Regions from separate parts of the Homo sapiens genome. Here region 1 is linked to region 2. The links are chromatin contacts, found by Hi-C or POLR2A ChIA-PET in ENCODE. All regions are on one chromosome and are shown on one strand. Each heading gives the region's core, a stretch centred on a gene start or an enhancer-like site at or near the end of the contact. The rest is flanking DNA. Distances are from core to core; before and after follow the strand shown. Region 1 overlaps TRNP1 (TMF1 regulated nuclear protein 1). Region 2 overlaps SLC9A1 (solute carrier family 9 member A1).

Evidence for each region. Hi-C counts contacts between places; a loop is a spot of excess contacts on that map. ChIA-PET counts read pairs that join two places held with the same protein, here RNA polymerase II (POLR2A). Pooled maps may share reads with other maps.
Region 1: a loop to region 2 is called in a pooled map, with 2.8 times the contacts of the local background. The contact joins two enhancer-like sites. A Hi-C loop is called at or near these places in 1 of 168 maps with a recorded cell type or tissue (sciatic nerve) and 2 of 50 pooled maps. POLR2A ChIA-PET finds 5 or more read pairs at or near these places in 9 of 52 experiments (AG04450, GM12878, H1 and 4 more).

What each region holds. Positions count from the first base shown.
Region 1 is chr1:26,994,509-27,001,018 of GRCh38, forward strand. TRNP1 (TMF1 regulated nuclear protein 1) reads left to right here. Exons shown (of 2, transcript NM_001013642.3): 1 at 1-104; 2 at 5,339-6,378. Among named protein-coding and RNA genes, the nearest start is that of TRNP1, 4.1 kb to the left of the region's middle. RefSeq lists enhancers at 3,054-3,659, 3,170-3,464, 3,417-3,476, 3,487-3,606, 4,388-5,587. Within about 2 kb of position 3,328, at least 15 of the 41 ENCODE cell types and tissues checked have a DNase peak (open chromatin) inside an H3K27ac peak, as active enhancers do.
Region 2 is chr1:27,110,065-27,116,211 of GRCh38, forward strand. It overlaps SLC9A1 (solute carrier family 9 member A1), which reads right to left. Exons shown (of 12, transcript NM_003047.5): 2 at 3,762-4,222. Among named protein-coding and RNA genes, the nearest start is that of SLC9A1, 42 kb to the right of the region's middle. RefSeq lists a silencer at 9-213 and enhancers at 1,881-1,960, 1,892-2,393, 2,301-2,370, 3,455-4,029, 4,030-4,603. Within about 2 kb of position 2,132, at least 32 of the 41 ENCODE cell types and tissues checked have a DNase peak (open chromatin) inside an H3K27ac peak, as active enhancers do.

The DNA.
Region 1 (6,510 bases), core at 2,078-4,577, 110 kb before region 2:
GCCGAGGTGCCGACCGACCGACTGATCGCGGACGCCGGCTGGAAGGACTACGGATCCGCAGGAAGAGGCAGTTGGGGGCCAGGGGCCCAGTAGAGGAGGCTGAGGTGCGGTCTTAGCGGCTGGTGCGTTCGAGGGTCGGTCATGGCGTGTGGGGGGCTGGTCCAGGGCCCGGGAACTCCCTTCCCTGGAGCTTCTGGCGTCTGCTGGGTCCCTAGTAAAGCTGCCACTTTCTGTTGCCGCCTCTCCCGACCATCTGGAGAGTGAGAGGTGGTAGCATCAAGTCTCCATTATAAGAGTTGGACTCTTGAGGGGGCTCAGATCCCAGGAACGGGTTGGCGGCAAACTTTTACCACTTGGAACCTGCCGCACGGATGCAGCACCCCCCATCCTCACCCCCACTTGCGTGGCCTTTCCCGGGCCCCTCGGAGCTGTGAGCAGTCTTGCCCTTGAGGATGCTGCTTCCTGGCGCCGCCCAGCTCCGTGCCTTCGGGAGGACAGAATAATGAGGCCCCAGGATGGGGTGGAGGCTGGCACAGGGCTGTACCACTGAATTCCCCCTCTAGGCCTGTTTCACCTTTGGGGAGACGGAATCCCAGAGAGGTTTAGGATTTGTTCTCTTCATACTTAGGCCCTTCTTCTTCTAGGAGACAGCTTTTCTTATGCCGTCATGCAGGTTCGCAAAAATTACAGCCTGACTCACATAACCAGGACAGGATGTCTGGCACCTGCTCACCCAGGGATCCTTACATAGCAGAACCTAGAGGCTTAACTCCCAACCTGTTACTAAGATGGCTCGGCCAGGTTGGAACCAGGTGATACCCTTTAACAGGCCCCAAGGGGGCAGGTGTGGTATCAGCTTCCAGAAAGGGGGGCCTTAAAGAGCCAGATCTGAGGTGAGATCTGCTTCTCTTCCTGTCCAGATGCCCTTCAGTCTCCCATTCCTCTGTCCCCACTGTGAATGACCTGGCTACCACATTGCTGCTCACCAGCTGAGTTAATTTCACTCTCACTTATCAGTCTGCGAAGTGGATCTCTTAACCTCCCAGAGGGGCTGTGGTGACGTTAACCCAGGGCAGAGGTCCTTCTTCTTCCTCACTAAATCATGGAAAGATAATTTTTTTGTTGTTGTTGTTTGTTTTGAGACAGTGTTTCGCTCTTGTTGCCCAGGCTGAAGTGCAATGGTGCGATCTTGGCTCACTGCAACCTCCACCTCCCGGATTCAAGCGATTCTCCTGCCTCAGCCTCCCAAGTAGCTGGGATTACAGGCATGTGCCACTATGCCCATCTCATTTTGTATTTTTGGTAGAGACCGGGTTTCTCCATGTTGGTCAGGCTGTTCTTGAACTCCCGACCTCCGGTGATCTGTCCGCTTCGGCCTCCCAAAGTGTTGGGATTACAGGTGTGAGCCACTGCACCTGGCTGATAATGTATTATTTTAACTCACACCTGGAAACAGGCACTGCTTTTGCTGATAGAGCCATGAGCTAATTTAAAGTCCTACTTTTGCAGGGTGGAGAGGGGATTTCTCAAGGTCACATGCCAGTGAGGGAAGAATCAAGGTCCCTGGCCTGTGTGTGCACCTCCCACAGTACCCTGGGCAGGGGCTAGGGAGAGTTGTCCTCTGGATCCTGTCTGCTCTGTGACTTAGAACAACTCTGCCCCCTCTCTGGGCCTCTTTCCTCAGTCCCTCCTTGAGTCAGGGCTTGGGAATGGGGTGAAGTGGGGAGGATGCTTCCTTCCACAGGAATCTGGGAGGGTCAGGTGCACTGCTCTGATAGGCTGAGGCTTGGGGCCCTTATGGGATCCTCCCTCATCAGCCCTTCTCCCTGGATACCAAACTTTTTGGCTGGTTTCTCGGCTAACAGCAAGGCTTTCCTGAACCCTTTCTTAGCTGGGGAAGGGAGGTTCAGGAGGGAGTCTCAGAGCCTCTGACAAAGTTAGGGAACCCCAGGGAAGTAATGAAGGGGGCAATGCCATCCTCTGGTCTTTCCAAACAGGGAACACCTTCCAAAGCCACTTGGGTCATTTGGGGTCTAGAGGCTTAGAGAGGACAGGACATCTTGGAAAGAGCTGAGCTCAGGCCTTGGTGCTGGGCTGCAGCCAGGACCATTTGTTTTCTGGGTTGCATGGGAGGGGGCACTTGGTCCGGAGAAGCTTTTAGCTAATGGTGTAAAGTGCTCGGTGCCATCACAGTTTTGGCTTTCTCCAGGATTTATTTGTAATCAGCTTGTCCCGATTTGGGGGTGGGGTGGGTGAGTAGAGAATTAGAGACGACACTGGCTAGTGTGTGTGTGTGTGTGAAGTAGAGGGTAGTAAATGGAGATTGGTCCTGGTGTCACAGGCAGCTCTGCCCCCTCCCTCCACTTCCAGATGTCCCACTGCTCCTCATCAAGCTTCCTGGCCAGGGCACACACATGTAGACTTGAACCCCAGCTCCTAGTTAGTGCTATGTCCATTACCACATAGCCAACTAACAAAAGGCACCTCCCACACCTGCCTGACCCTCCAGGGCCCCCTCTAGAAGCTCACCCGTCTGGCTTTATTCAGGCTGGGTGCGGTGGCTCATGCCTGTAATCCCAGCACTTTGGGAGGCCCACGAGGGCCAATCACTTGATGTCAGGAGTTCAAGACCAGGCTGGCCAACATAGTGAAACCCCTTCTCTACTAAAAATAACAAAAATTAGCTGGGCGTGGTGGCAGGTGCCTGTAATCCCAGCTACTCGGGAGGCTGAGAAAGAATTGCTTGAACTCGGGAGGTGGAGGTTGCACCGCACTCCAGCCTGGGCAACAGAGCAAGACTGTGTCTCAAGAAAAAAAAAAAAAAAAAAAAAAGCTCACCCGTCTGCCTCCATTTTCTTCTTAATTAGCAAATATTGATAGGGGCTCAGAAAGCAGAGCCAAATCAGAGGAGGGTCTCTACTTTTAAGGGCTTATGTCTCCTGGCTCTTTTCCAGGCAGGCTTTTCTGGCTGTCACCATCCCAGGGGATCCCTTGGGGGCTGAGCAGTTTGTTGGAGGCCAGCTCTAGCCTCGGACAGAAGGCTGACCCACCCCTTTTCCCCACATGACTTTCAGAACACTTTCTTGGTGGCCCCCAGCTCTGGGGACAGGACTGAGTACAGGGATCTTGGGGGACCTGTGCATTGAGGACACTGACGGCCACCAATGAATTTATATCTCAGCAAAGGGAAATGAGGGGGGAACAGGAGCCTTTCTTCAGGCTGGTGCTTGGGGCTGGGAGACCAGTTCAAGGTTCTAATCTGGGACCTGCCCCTCAACTGGATAACCATGTGAGCGTTGCCACCAGAGGGCAGTGTGGGGCTGCTTTCTCGAGACGAAGGGGTGTGGCCTGGAGGAGGTTCAGTCCTTTATTGTTCCTGCCCCCAATCATCCCTTTGCCCGGTAGTCCCCGGGGCTTCCTAGACCTTGAGCTGCAGGGGCCTGGGAGAACGAGCAGGGTAGTCGCGGTCAGCGCAGCCCTAGAGTGGGAGTGTAGTTCTGGGGATAGCTTCCTGGGTGGAGTGGGACTAGAGGCCAGAGCTGTGCCCATCACCGGCTCCCTAGGGGCGGGAACCCTCTTTGAAAGGGGAGCAAGGCCGGGTGCGGTGGCTCACACCTGTACTCCCAACACTTTGGGAGTTTGAGGCGGGCGGATCACGAGGTCAGGAGATCGAGACCATCGTGACTAACATGGTGAAACCCCGCCTCTACTGAAAAAAAAAGGGGGGAGCAAAGGAAGCTCCTTTGGTTGGGCTGAGCCTGGAACCCCAGGGAGAAGACCCATTAGGAAAGACTTCCAGAAAAGACAGGTAGCCCTTGTTGGGGTCACTATCAGGATAAAAGACCAGAGTTATTTTGTATTCACAGATTTGTTACACTAATTGATCAGAACCCAGGGTCCCACTGCCAGTGGTGGCCAGTGTTGCCTCTTAGAGATTAGGCTGGAGCCACAGAACCTGGCCAAGGTGGTCCAAGCCTGCAGCCGCTCCCCTGTTGGTGGGTTCTTCAAGAACAACTCGGGTGCTTAGGCTTCTCAGAGCTGAAGGAGAGGCCTGCTGTCATGAGAGCGGTGCAGGAGGAGGTATTTGGGAAAGCCTGGAGATCCCCAACCTACTTCTTCCCCCATTGGTCCTTGACTGCACCCTGGCCAGGGGCGATGGGGGAAGGGAACTCTTGGTTCTGGAATAATATCTTAACCACCTCCTCTATGCCAGGCCCCTGAGCACTTTACACCCATTAATCTGTTCCGGTTCTCCCAACCACTCTGCAAAGTAAGGGTTATTATTCCCATTTCCACAGGTGAAGAAACAGAGAGGGAGGGCGGGTGACTTGCCCAAAGACATAGGAGCTATAAGTGAGGGATCTCTTAAACATTAGGATATATGGTGATTCATTTATCAGGCTAAAGAGAGGTCCGTTTAGGGGGATATCTGGGCTCCCACATTCAAGGCTGTGTATAGTGACCCTTGGTCCTTGGGTATTGGAAGGGACATGAGATGCTGGAGGGGTGGCAGAAGGTGCCCCTCCCAGAGTTTGGGCACACCCCAACCTGGCTGGGCCCTGGGGGTGAGTCAGGCTGAGTCAGCAACCTGGCTTCTGAGGAGGGTGGGCCAAGGATGCTCAGGGCTCAAGCCTCCCAAGGGCTTGCCTTGGAGGGCTGCCTCCTCTCCCTGTAGATCTGGGCTGGCTAACAGGGTGAAATCCCATCTCTACTAAACATACAAAAATTAGCCGGGCGTGGTGGCATACCCCTGTAATCCCAGCTACTCCGAAGGCTGAGACAGGAGAATCGCTTGAACCTGGGAGGCGGAGGTTGCGGTGAGCCGAAATCGCGCCAGTGTACTCCAGCCTGGGCAACAAGAGCAAAACTTCGTCTCAAAAAGAAAAAGAAAACTTGAGTATTAAATGAAAAGTCATACTAAGTACTTGGCACATAGTAGAGATCCGTAAATGATGGAACCAATTTGCCCAGCCCTGGAGAGGCCGCCAGGACAGAACCCCCAGGCAGCGTGGGCCTCTGCTTCTCTAGAGCATCACCATATCAGGAATCCCTGGAATGGGCCCTGGGGAACTCCATAAGGGGAGAAGTGGAGGAGGGGCAGGCTTTTCATCCCAGGAACATTCCATTCTAACTGCTCAGGCTAGGGGATCCCAGCCAAGGACAAAGGCCCAAGGGAACCTCTGCTTCCCCAGGAGTCCCATTCCATACTATTGCCTCCTGCATCTTCTCTCCACAATGCCCCCGCCCCCTTCAGGCAGATTTCAAGTTGAAGGGCTTGGGTGGGGCTGGGTGGCTGTGGGAAAGAGGCCATTAAAGCTCTTGGAATTATTCTTTCCAGCTCCTTCCAACTCCTCAGAACCTCCACTCTATGGATCTGGACCTCTGGATTCGGCTTTCTCCCTGGGCACTGCCTTCAGGAAGACGTTGAGAATTGACCTTACACAATCCCAGCGCCCTCCTCACAGGAGCCTTTCACTTTACAGTGGCAAGGGGCTGGTTCTGGAGAACTGGCTGATGCTCTGAATTTCTTCATATACCCCACATTTGACTTTGGCTTACACTGTACAATTGGAGATGTTGCTACAGGTCCCTGAGATGCAATCAGATTAAGCGTAGCAAGCATTGCCAATGGGAAAGTCAAAATAATTTATTTTTTTTCCCTTTCCCCCTACCCCATCCCCAGCCAAGAATTTCTTTTCAAGATATCGTCATCATTCTTAAACAACATTCTTAACCCCCAGCTGGGGTCCCCATTTTAATAGATGTCATTGCTTCAAGTCTAACGGCGCCGGGAGGCCTGTTTGAGGGAAAACATTAGTTTGAAAAATCCCCGTTCCCTTCATCCACTGCCCTTGTTCTCCACGTGGGAGTGTGCTTGTGGCCCCTCAGAAAGATAGTCTGCTGGCTCCTAGGGGTTGGGGTGGGGGACACACCTTTTTCTCAGGAAGAGGTGATGGCAATGTAAAACATCTAAGCAAAGTTTTAAATGAAAAAAAGGAAACACATTTAAACATCCTGATAATGGAGGGAAGGGGGGCACATTTACACATAGCCCAGAACTTGTAGAATTCTGCATAGTGAATGTATATTGAATTAGTCTCCTGCCTTATACATTCAGGAGGAATAAATTTCCATAATGTAAGGCAAATGCATGGGGTTCTGAGGTTCACTTTGCAAGTGCCCTTGCTGCCTTTCCTCTGTGTCTATTATGGCTCTTTAAGTTGACGGTTCCTGGAGCAGCTTGTATTTAGTTTCGTTTGGCAGTCTGGCCCTGTTGACTTTGATTTGCAGACCAATTCTCCCTTGACCTGACTCACAGCCGCCTGCTCTTACCCCCCTCCTCAGGAAGTCTTCCTCATTAAAGGATGTGATGACGGAGCTCAGGGATGAGAATGCACATGTGAGACTGTGTGACACCAAGGAGGGTTGTGCGAACTGGTGACAACATGGCAGCACCATGGCCTGTGGGGGTTGTGTGACTAGTGTGACTGTGCTGGCGACCATATGGAC
Region 2 (6,147 bases), core at 882-3,381:
CCTGAGTTGTGTACAGGAAGCAAATTCATCTCCCTGTGTTTCAGTTTTCCTGTCTATAAAATGAGGATAATAATACCAAATCTTAGGACTGCTGTGAGGACTAAATCAGCGAATCAAGTGCTCGGAGCCTTACCTGATGCAGTGTTAGCCACATCTGGTGCTATCAAGTCTGCCTCTCACTGCCTGACCTTGGGCACGTCATGCCCATCACTGGGTTTCAGTCCCTCCTTCAGCACAAAAAAGGGACGTTCACACAATGAACTAGAATGTCATTTCTTAACCTCTGGAGCTTTCTGAAAATACACATGTTCAGGCCATACTGGACTTGGACTCTCTGGGATAGGGCCAAGAAATCTCTATGTAACAAGCACCCCAGGGGTTGCAATGAACAGCCAAGTTCAGATGCTATGGAATTAGAGGCTAAGGCATCCCTGTCTCCTGGACTGGGAAATAGATGGTCATTGCAACACTACCATCAGATGTTTAAGTGGCACTTCATACACTGTAAAGCCCTTTGATAGTCTTTATCTGAGTCGACACTCAACAACCATGCGAGGCAGGTGGGTCAAGGATGCTCCTTTGCTAAACCGAGGCTCACAGTGGTAAAACAACACGCCAGGGGGCCCCCAGCCCAGGAGCAGAAGAACTGGGCCCAGAACTTATTCCCTGACAGCCATGGCTGAGGCCTCCCCAGCAGGCTCAGCTTTGAGGATCTGCCCCTCCTATTGCTAGGTCCCTGAGCTGCCTGGCCTACTCAAGTCTGTCCTAGACAGCTCTGCCAGGAAGGAGCAGGGAGTTTCCAGGCCTGGGGGAAGGGAGGGAAGGACGTGAGGATCCATGACAGGGAACCCTCCAAAGCCCCCAGGACCTGGAGCAGGAGGAATGGACCGTGAGGAGTGACCTGTCTAGGGCACAGACCTGAGACCAGGCAGCTCAGGGTCAGCCTCTGGCTTTACTCTCTGGGAAATGGGGCACTCACACCTATGCCAAGAGCTCCAGAAAGACCTGACTTGGGCCAGGCAGCAAGGGGAGATGCAGAGCACTGGCCAGGCCTGGTGCGGCCTGGCCCCAGCTGTCTGGGGGATAGGACAGGGCTCCAGCGGCAGACAGCCTCTTAGCAGGTGCGTACTCAGCCGTGGGCTAAACTCATTCCTGGCCTGAGGGGATTCATGGGTCCTCATGGTCTACCACATGGGCCCATGGAGTCGGCACAGAGGGGAAAGTCCTCCTTTCTGGCCTGGTGCTATTACCCCTGGAACTATAGAGAAACAGAGTAACACAGTGGTAAGCACTTGGGCTTTGGACTCAGACTACGGATTTGAACCTCAGCTATATCATATATCAGGCTTATGTAACCTCTCCGTTCCTCAGTTTCCTCATCGCAAAAAAACTGGAATATAACTGTGTCAACCTCATGGAGTTACTGTATAGATTAAATGAGGCAACATAGGCCAGACACAGTGGCTCACGCCTGTAATCTCAGCACTTTGGGAGGCCAAAGAGGGAGCATCGCTTGTGCCCGGGAGCTTGAGACCAGCCCAGGCAACATAATGAGACCCCATATCTACAAAATAAATAAATAAATAAATAAATAAATTAGCTGGGTGTGATGGCCAGCACCTGCAGTCCCAGCTACTTGGGAGGCTAAGAGGGGATGATCATTTGAGGAGTTTGAGGGTGCAGTGAGCTATGATTGTGCTACTGCACTCCTGAGTGACACTGTCTGTGTGACAGGAGACTCTGTCTCTAAATAAATAAATAAAAATGAGGCAATACACATTCAGACAGGAAGCACCCAATGAACACCAGCAATCACTACCACCGCTGCCACTGCCTTTGGGAGACATGACCATGGGTCCACAAATGGCTGGGTCTGTTACCTGCTTGATGCAACCATGCCCCAAGCTCCACAGCAGTGCTCACCTGAACCCCAACACCCAGATCCCACTGGAGAGGGCTTTATCTTTGGCACTCACTGGCTTCACAGACATTAGTGAGTATGACTCACTAATGTAAGTAATCCTGTAAGAAGCCTGGGAGGATGACAGGCTGAGTACTGCAATCCCTGTGTCACAGATGGGGAAACTCAGGCTCATGTGGTAACCCTGGGCAAGAGCTAGTGCTAGAGGAAGCCAGGATGGAGGCCTGCCTGCTCAGGTCAGGCTATTCTACCCAGCCCCATGAGGAGGCGTGGGAGGAACAGGAAGCTGAGGCTGCCAGCAGCTGAACACCACAGTCTGTCTCTACTCTGAGGTGCTGCTTCCTGAAGGCTGGGGCTGCAGAGGAGGGAGTCATGGCCTGGGAATGCACATGTGCCCTTGAGCTTTCCTGTGTGTGCAGCTGCTCTGAGCGGGACAGCTCAGGAGGGGGTGGGAGTGTTCTCACAACACAACGTGAGCATGCACATGCACACATCTGTTTCCCAAGGAAACCAGCTGGGAGGAAGGGCATGTGCAGGTGTATATGGTGCTACCACGTGCAGACCCTGGAGGAAAGCACTAATCCTCTGCCACTTTGCAGCTATCAAAGGTGAGGCTGGCTGGGCGCAGTGGCTCATGCCTGTAATCCCAGCACTTTGGGAGGCTGAGGTGGGCGGATCACCTGAGGTCAGGAGTTCGAGATTAGCCTGGCCAACATGGCGAAACCCAGTCTCTACTAAAAACACAAAAATTAGCTGGGCATGGTGACACACGCCTGTAATCCCAGCTACTTGGGAGGCTGAGGCAGGAGAATTGCTTGAACCTGGGAGGCGGAGGTTGCAGTGAGCTGAGCTTGCGTCACTGCACTCCTGTCTGGGAGACAGAGCAAGACTCCATCTCAAAAAAAAAAAAAAAAAAAAAAGGTGAGGGCCACAGAGGTATAGCATTTGCTTAAGGTCACACAGCAAGCAAGTGGCCAACTTCTTTTACTTATCACCTTCTAGATGTTTTGGAGACAAGGCCCCTTTCCATAATCTCCGCCCAAAAACTGTGCACAAACCGAATTCTAACTTAAGATATAGCCAACATGAGAGCTGAAAGGCCCCTCACAGATGATATGGTCTGTGAAGAGGGAACTGAGGCACAGAGAGTGTAAGTAATTTGCCCAAGCTCACATCAAAATGCAAGAGAAGGGCCAGGCTTGTTGGCTTAGGTCTGTAATCTCAGCACTTTGGGAGGCCGAGGCAGGAGGATGGTTTGAGGCCAAGAGTTCAAGACCAGCCTGGGCAACATGGTCAAACCCCATCTCCACAAAAAATTTAAAAAATTAGCCGGGTGTGGTGGTGCATGCCTGTAGTCCTAGCCACTCGGAAGGCTGAGGCAGGAGGATCTCAGGCCCAGGTATTTGAGGCTGCAGTGAGTTATGACCGTACCAGTTCACCAGCCTAGAAGACAGGGCAAGACCCTGTCTCTTAAAAAACAAAAAGCAAGTCAAGTCAAGGAGGGAGCATATAACCTAGCAAAACCAAGAGCTTAGGCCCTGGAGTCAGTCAGACCTGGTTCAATCACAAACTGGTTCATACTCCAACAGGTTATTTAACTTCTTTGGGCCTGTGTCTCCCCTGGAAAATGAGAATAATAAGCACCTCTTAAGGCAGCCATGAGGACTTAAATGAGATAATCCATGCCGAAGGGCTCAGCATGGTGCCTGGCATACGGGAAGCGGGAATGTGCCTCAGCTGTTTTTATTACTGTTATTAGCGGGTGGATGAGGGATTCACTGGTGGGCCTGGATTTGGGTTTGTACCGTTTGGACATGGGCATGGCCCCTGGCCTCCTCACCACAGTGACGGCGTCATTGAGCAAGGACTCCCCAAAAACAAGGATGTGCAGCAGCTCATTGATGTGAATTTCCTCAAAGACAGCCAGAACCGCCACGGGGTCCACGGCCGAGATGATGCTGCCGAAGAGCAGGTTGTCCAGGAGGCCGATGTTGTTGATCTGCTCACCGCCCACCAGGCACACGGCGTACATGAGGCCGCCCAGGAAGAAGGCGTTCCACAGCGTGCCCACCACGGCAAAGATCAGGATGGTGCCCAGGTTTTCTGTGAACTGCCGCAGTGGCAGGAAGTAGCCCGCATCCAGGATGATGGGCGGCAGCAGGAAGAGGAAGAAGACGTCGGACTGCAGGAAGGGGGGTGTCTCGCCTACACCCTTGATCAGGCCCCCCACCAGCAGCCCCACCACGATCAGCAGGCAGCTCTCCGGGACGATGCTTGAGATAGTGGGGATCACATGGAAACCTGCGGAGGGCGAGAGAACGGGAGGCCATGGGCTTTCGGAGGAGCCAGGAGAATAGAAGGTTGGGGATGGGCCGGGGATGAGGAGCGCAGTTGGTGAGAGGTGCACAGGCTGGGTCTCAGAGGGCTGCTCTGTTAACTCTCTGAGCCTCCGCTTCCTCGCCTGTAAAATGGAAGGGACAATGCTAGCTTCACAGGTTTGCCATCATAAACCAAGTGACAGTGTTTTTAAAGCACTTTTTTCAAAGGATATATACATGCTATCTCTGTCACTGTCATAAAATGTTAGAAAGCAGCAGTTCTATATGCTTCCAGAAGGCAGAAATTATAAATTGATTACTGACGTGCCAAGTACCTACGGGCATCACCTACGCCTGAACCCAAGGCATTATTCCAGGCACAAGTTCAGGGAGGCAGATCTGAGCTCAACCTGAGGAATAACAATCTAACAATTCTGTCTGAGGGAAGATGGTAGTTCCCTATCACGGAGCTGTTTAAGCAGAAGGCAGACAACCAGCTGGTGGGGAGTGGCATAGGAGACAGAAGAAAGCACAGAAGAATCTAAGAATACCAGCGTGGGAAGGAACTTGGGGATAATAAGGCCTGGGGTCTGCAAACCTGCAAAACAGTAGGCTTTCCTACTGAGTCCAGGCAGCTGCTCAAGACACGGCTCAAGGATGTCAGTGGCAACCAGCTTTGGCAGGTGAGATAAAATCTATTTGCTATCCCGCTTCTAGCTCAATGCCACCCACTTTAAAGATGGGGCAACTAAGGCTCAGAAAAGGGAAGGGACTTGCCCAAAGTCACACAGCAAGTGGGGAGCAGAACTAGAATAGAACACAGGTCTGATGCCCCAGTTCCCATCAAACTGCACAGTTCTGTAATTCAAGCTCTCCTATCCTTCCCTCCCATCAAGGCCTCCTCACACACCCCTCTGCCTGGGACCCACCAGCCATCTCCCCAGGCCGTGTCCTGGCCAGCAACAGGCCGCTCTGCTGTAGTCCACCTTAAGGCTTCAAACCCAGAGCTGAGGAGTAGCAAAAATCCCCGTTGAGAGGGCCTCTCTCAATATCAGGTATGGCCAGAGAACCCTGAGCTCCTGTGAGTGGTTTACTTGTTTGTTTTGTTTTGGGGTGGGAAAGTAGGTGGAAAAAAATCTGAGCATCTAGTTGTATGTTGGGTACTATGCTCCCAGGGTTGGCATAGCCAAGAGGGTTTGTCCCTTTGCTCAAGAGGAAAGCTCTCTCTGGCCTGGCATGGTGGCTCATGCCTGTATCCCAGCATTTTAGGAGGCTGAGGTGGGAGGAACACTTGAGGCCAATAATTTGACACCAGCTTGTACAACATAGGAGACCTCATCTCCACTTAAAAAAAATAGCTGGGCATGGTATGCACCTGTAGTCTCAGCTAGTTAGGAGGGCCGAGGCAGGAAGATCACTTGAGCCCAGCCTCAAAAAAAAAAAAGAAAGAAGAAAGCAAAGCTCTCTCTCCTCCCCTTCCCTATCTTGCAAGCTCTGTGCAGGCAGATCCCATAACTGCTTATCATTATACACCCAGGGCTAGGACACAAGAAGTGCTCAACAAATATCAGCTGACTTGAAAATACACAGGGCTGGGACATCACCCAAGATTTCCGATAACCTGCATGCCTGGCCAGGCCTCTGCTCTCATTACTTACTCTTGAGATCCTTGGGACAGAGGAGGAACTTCCCTCTCCATGCCCAAAGCCCTTCCTACTCTCAGGTAGGAATCTGGGCAGTGCTAGTACGGTGACAAGTCAAAGTTCACACTGCTGGCTGGGCACGGTAGCTCACGCCTGTAATCCCAGCACTTTGGGAGGCCGAGGTGGGTGGATCACCTGAGGTCAGGAATTCAAGACCAGCCTGACCAATATGGTGAAACCCTGTCTCTACTAAAAATATAAAAAT